2 separate regions of the Homo sapiens genome follow, and region 1 is linked to region 2. A link is a contact called in ENCODE Hi-C data. All regions are on one chromosome and are shown on one strand. The core of a region is the stretch at or near the end of the contact, and the rest is flanking DNA. Distances in the headings are between cores, read along the strand shown. Region 1 holds the start of DYRK1A (dual specificity tyrosine phosphorylation regulated kinase 1A). Region 2 has its middle 33 kb from the start of CLDN14.

Region 1 (2,881 bases), core at 340-2,839, 850 kb before region 2:
CGAGAGTGGGTTTGTGCCTATAAATAGACTGGTGAAGTTTTGTGGCGATACACAGGTATCTATTCTAATTCACCTCTCCTCAGCCACCAACTCCCCCGGCTGCCGGGCAGGTCATCCCTCCACCCCGAGCCGCCGGGGACACTCGCGCTCCCCGCCCAACTTCGGAGGCCAGTGAGTGCCCCTCGCTCCAGCGCGGACCCCCAGGGCCGCCGAGGCAGCGGCTCCCGACCTTCGCCGGCGCCCGGCCCGGCCCGGCCCCGCCGTCCTCGCCCACCCGGCAGCCGGCCCCATTTTCTTAACCCGTGCATTGTCCTTGCGAATCACCCCGGCGGTTCCCACACTGGTGGGGACCGAGAGGAGGGACGAGGGAGGAGCTGGGGGAAGAGGATGAGGAGGAAGAGGAGGAGGAGGAGGAGGAAGACAACCTCCACCCCTTCGCTCGGGCGGCCAGTGAAGGTCTGGCGCTGTCTACGGCCCCCCAGGCCCCGGCTCCCGGGAGGCCGCGGCCCCCGCTCCCACCCTCCGCAACTTTCCCTCCGCTCGCGCCCGCCGCTCCTCCGGGACCCGGCCTGAGGCTCCCTCCCCCGGCGGCCGGCCCTGGGCCCGCGGCGCCTCCTCCTAAAATGGCAGGTCCCTCCCTCCGCCCGGCCGGCCTCGGCTCCGGCCCGGCTGCGGGCCGCCGGGGGAGCCGAGCGCCAGGCCGGGCGGGGCCGCGGCCGGGCCGGACACTCACCGGGACGATGGCGGGGCGCTCGCGCCGCTTCCTCCGGTGAGTCTCAGCCTCGGGCTCCCGCGCCGCGCTCCCGCCGCGGCCTCCGCAGCCAGCGCCGCCCCGGCAGCCTCTCTCCGCCCCCGGCGCTCCGGCTCCTGGCCGCGCCGCAGCCTGCTCAGTCTCTCCTCGGCTCGCGGTTCCAGCGGCGCCCGGGGCCGGGGAGGCGACAGCCCCCTCCCCGGCAAATACCGCAGTCCCCGGGCCCCGATTCCAGGCGGCGGGGCCGCACGGCCGGCCCGGCGCAGAGGGCGGCGTCGGCGAGGCCGGGCGCCGAGCGGCGGCTGCTGCCGGCGGCTTCTTCCCGAGGAGGATTTTGTAAATCTCACAAAATGGCGCGCGCTCCGAACCTGCGCAGCGAGAAGCGCCGGGGCCCGGGCGGCGGCGGCGGCTCCTCCGCCAGGAGAGCCCGAACCGCCCGCCCCCGAGTCCCCGCACAGACAGACAGACACTCGCACACACCCGCACACTCGCGCGCACAATCGCCCTCGCACACGCTCCCTCGCACACACACTCGCACTCACACCGGTCCCGCCTGCTCGCCGGCGGCGGCAGCGGCACCAACAGCAGCAGCAGGAACAGCAGCAGCAGAAGCGGCGGCGGCGGCGCCCGCACCCCCCGCTCGGGGTGTCCGCTCTCTGAGGCCGACCTGGGCCGCGATCAGCAGCAGCGACAGCAGCAGTCTCCCCGGATACCCCCGCCGCGGTTGCCGCCGCCACCCCCGCCTCACTCCAATGGGGCTTTTTATTATTATTCGGGCGGGAAGCGAAAGGGTTTAAAAAAAAACCAACCAACAAAATGGCGACGGACCGACCCGGTCGCTATAGCAACTGTCAATCAAAACGCAAAACCCCGGCTGACGTGCTGACGTCCTCCTCCCGCCCCCCAGCCCCGAGCCGGCGGGCGGGGCCTGTTGCTCAGGTAACGGCAGATTCCGTTCCCTCCTTTCCGTCTCCCCCTCTGTCCCCAGCCAACCACCCAACCCCCTCAGGTCACGTGAAGGATAAATTCGGAGCTCGGGTCCGCTACGAGTGTCAGAGGAGGGCGCGTGATTCGCCCGGGGGAGGGGAGAGGAGGGGGACGGCTAGGCCGAGGGAGGGTAGGGGCTGGGGAAGGGGGGGCGAGGCGGCGGCCAGGCCTGTGCGCGATCGCCCGCCGCCTCCCGGCCGCCCCGCCCCGCCCCGCGCCCGCGCCGACTGCGGCCCGGGGAGCGCGCGCGGCCTCCCGCGCCGCCGCCCCCGCAGCCCTAGCGCCCCGCGCTTCCGCGTCGGCGCCCGCAGCCCCGCCCGCGCCGGGGGGAGGGGCGGGCTGCCCCGGGCGGGGGAGGGGGAGGAGGAGGGGCGCCGCGGCCTTCGGGCGGGGACCCGGGAAGCCCACCCCGCGCGCCCGGGCCTGGAGGGCTCTCACCGCGGTCCGGGCGCCGCGCTCGCCTCTCTCCCCGGGAAGCGCGGCGGCCGCGACCGTCCGCGCGTGGAGCCGGTTCTTCGAAGGGCTGGCGGGCCTCCTAGCCGGAAAATGCCGGCGGAGGCCGTGGTGGGGGCGGGGAGGAGCCACCGCCGCGCCCCAGACATCGCAGGAATTCCGGACGCTGCGCCGGGCCCGGCGGCCCTGAGGCTGGCACCTGGCTCCGGTCGGGCCGCCCAGGTTTTGTGGCGCCCGAGACCAGCGTTGGGAAATTAGGCTGGAGCCATCATGAAAACTTTTTCAGGCAGTGCACGCTCGCCTGTGCCTGCCCATCTGCTTCCAACCTCTCCCCACCTTTCGGGGCGCAGCCTGCCTGCTCCATCGGAATGCCCTTTAGATGAATCCCCTTGTGCTGTTACTGTGTCCTTGTCGTCCAGCTCTCTGGTTTTCTTTTCTATACACCTTCTCGGTTTCCAGAGTCTTAATTCGCCTGCTTGTCCTTAACCATCAAAACTCTTTATTAATATCCTGGCTTTCGCTGATTTTTATTCTCCCTACCCCTTCTCCCTAGCTATGTATTGCTGGGTGAGCTCCCGAGGCTTGAAAACCCAAGTATGCTGTGCTGGCTGCGTTGTAATCGGTAGAGAGCCACCAGCTAAAAATTGTATTTTGTACCAACTCTAATGGCATTTAATAAATGTATACCTA
Region 2 (2,816 bases), core at 21-2,520:
AGGAAATGAGGGAAGTGGTTGATTTCAAGCTGGAGGCAAGGCAAGAGAAGGAAACACCTATATCTCAGTGCAGAAACCAGCCACCCCCTCCTCAGGACCAGGTTAAATGAGGACTCATTCTCCCCTTCTCCCCCTTCTCCTCTCCTCTCTTCCCATGTCCTCCTCTTCTCTCCCTCCTGTCTCTCTACACACACACACACACACACACACACACACACACACACACTTTCTCTCACGATAAGACTTTATTTCCCCTTCTCTCTTCGGGTGCACAGCTCCAACATACTGCAAGAGATTATCCCAGTTTAAGATATTTTAAATCAATACCAGTTTGGGATGAGTGGAGTTTAATTCAGGGAGACTCATCTACCAACCAATTGAAACCATCATTGCTTCTGGCGCACTGTGGAAATACCTGCAGTGGGCTTTCCCCCTGCCTGCCTCTTCCCCACCACAGCACGGCCATGGGGCTCTGCTTGCCTAGCCCTTGCAACCTACCCATGGCTCTGTAAGGCTGGCCACTGTCCCAACTCCAGCCTCACTCCAGCTCCCATGAGGCTGCTAATATTCTTCCCCCATGACAGCAGTGATCCTTTCTGCTCTGAAGGAAGAAAACTTCCCTCCAAATATCACGAAGCTGTGATGGGTCTTTTGTCTCCCAGCTACACCTTCTGATTCTGTTAAGAACTTGTAGACTGGGTGCAGTGGCTCATACCTGTAATCACAGCACTTTGGGAGGCTGAGGCAGGAGGATCACTTGAGCCCAGGAGTTTGAGACCAGCCTGGGCAACGTGAGAAACCCTGTCTCTACAAAAAAATATAAATCAATAAATAATAAATAAATAAAAATAAGCTAGGCATGGTGGTGTGAACCTGTGGTCCCAGGTACTTGGGGAGGCTGAGATGGGACGATTGCTTGAGCCCGGGAGGTCAAGGCTGCAGCGAGCGGAGGTCGTGCCACTGCACCCCAGCCTGAGCGAAAAAGTTAGACCCTGTTTCAATTTTAAAAAAGAAAGAAAGAAAGAACTCGTATCAATTATCCCAGGGGCCAGACTGAGGGGCTGCTTGTATTAAATATATCTCCCTACCTCACCCTGGCAGTTCCTCTCACCCACTGAGGTGCCAGGGCAAAGAGTGACCCTAGCTCAGGATGACTTCTCTGCCTCCCCAGCCACAGAGGGCTTATGACCCCTTCTCATTCTTGTCCCCAGAGGGCATGTCCCTGAGGACTCAAACTTCCCCTCAAATGCACCCAAGGGGCTTGAAGCCTCACAAACAGGGCTTCCTGTGACTGGCATGTGAGTTGGAAGGTAATAGATATCCCCACCTCAGCTGGCTTTAACAAAAAGAAAAATGTGTTCTGTCACTGGAGCTGAAGTCCTGAGCTAGGACAGCTCCAGGGTAGGTTGATTCAGTGGCTCAACAATATCTTCAAGGATTCAGGCTTTTCCATCTTTCTACCAACATCCTCAGAGTTTGGCTTGGTCCCCAGGATAGCTCCCTAAGGCTCAAATGGCTGCCGCATTGCCAGTCATCACATCCAGAAACGGTGCTATCCTGTTGAAGGAAAAAGTGGTCCTTTGGCTTCTTTGTTCTTCTTTTTAAGAGCAAAGAAGCTTTACTCAGCAGCCCCCTGGACAGTTCCTCCAATCTCATTGGCCCTGATGGCATCACATGACCAAGTGCCACAAATCACTGCAGAGGGATGGGATGGGATGGGACCACCATGATTTTATGTTTTTCCAGATATCTCGTGAGACACAGGCAGGTAGATTCCTGAGCAAAAATGGGATTCTGTAAACAAGGAGGAAGAGGAGCGGCAGCAGAGTTTGTGAGGTGATGGGCAGACTACGCCACCATTTTTACCTTTAGGGTTACCCCTTGGCATCAATCATGTACTTGCTTTGTTGCTATGTTTTTCATTCTTTTCCTTTTTTACATAAGAAATATAGAAAGACTTTCTTGTTCTAAATAATGTATTCAATACAAAAGTATGTGTGGTAAAAATATGAAAGGTGCCCTTCTCTGTCCTCCCCAGTCTCACTTCCCTCCCCAGGAGGAACCTCTGGCTCTTTTTCCACGTGCTTTCCTCCAGTCCCCCTTCAGCCGTGTGCATACACACATATGTTCACAGGCATACACAGATATGTTCACATGCATACACATATATGTCCACACACATCTGTGTGCTTTGCTTTAATTTTTACATAGATGGTGTCTTGTTCTGCTACTGACCTTTTCCTGCACAAGTCTGAGTACATACGGATCCAATTCATCCATGTTAATGGCTGAATATTATTCCGGAGAGTGGATATTCTATTGTCTTGTATTTTACTAGCTTTTCAATCATGTGCCTTATCTCCCCAAGTAAATTATAAACATCCTGAGAGCATGCCATACTTTTCCTATCTCCAAACACTTAATACAATATTCTTCTACAAAATGAAAGTCAATTAATAGCTATTGTTGGAAAGATTCCCTCTCCCTTACCACATAAATCTTCTCTTAGCACTTCTGACTGCCTCAGGTGAAGCCCTCCCTCAGCTCGTAGAAGGGACACAGCACCACAGTCTATCAGTTTGTCACTCTTCCATCAGTTTGGCAAGTCAACCTCCTAACATGGGAGAGTTGTTAATCTCCCACTGTTCCTTTGGCGATGTCTTCTAGGCTTAGGATGGCACAGCACCTCCCTCTCCCTGAGCTAGTCATCAATTTAGAGCGCTCAGCTACCTGCAAACTTAGACATTATCTCTTTGTTCTGCTCACATAGGAGCATCAGGGCAGAGTCATTAACAGTCAGCACTTCCTGGAGATCC

Evidence for each region. A loop is a pair of places that touch in the nucleus more often than their neighbours do. Pooled maps may share reads with other maps.
Region 1: a map with no recorded cell type shows a loop between it and region 2 (8-fold over the local background). The contact joins the promoter of DYRK1A here to the enhancer-like site in region 2. A Hi-C loop is called at or near these places in 5 of 37 single-sample maps with no recorded cell type and 3 of 50 pooled maps.

The regions. Positions count from the first base shown.
Region 1 is chr21:37,365,481-37,368,361 of GRCh38, reverse strand. It overlaps DYRK1A (dual specificity tyrosine phosphorylation regulated kinase 1A), which reads right to left and starts at 1,589. Exons shown (of 12, transcript NM_001347721.2): 1 at 734-1,589. RefSeq lists silencers at 87-366, 477-616, 857-936, 1,127-1,276, 1,857-2,166 and 1 more and enhancers at 279-1,203, 2,517-2,596, 2,128-2,881.
Region 2 is chr21:36,512,033-36,514,848 of GRCh38, reverse strand. It overlaps a transcript of CLDN14 not described here. Among named protein-coding and RNA genes, the nearest start is that of CLDN14, 33 kb to the right of the region's middle. Within about 2 kb of position 1,270, at least 2 of the 41 ENCODE cell types and tissues checked have a DNase peak (open chromatin) inside an H3K27ac peak, as active enhancers do.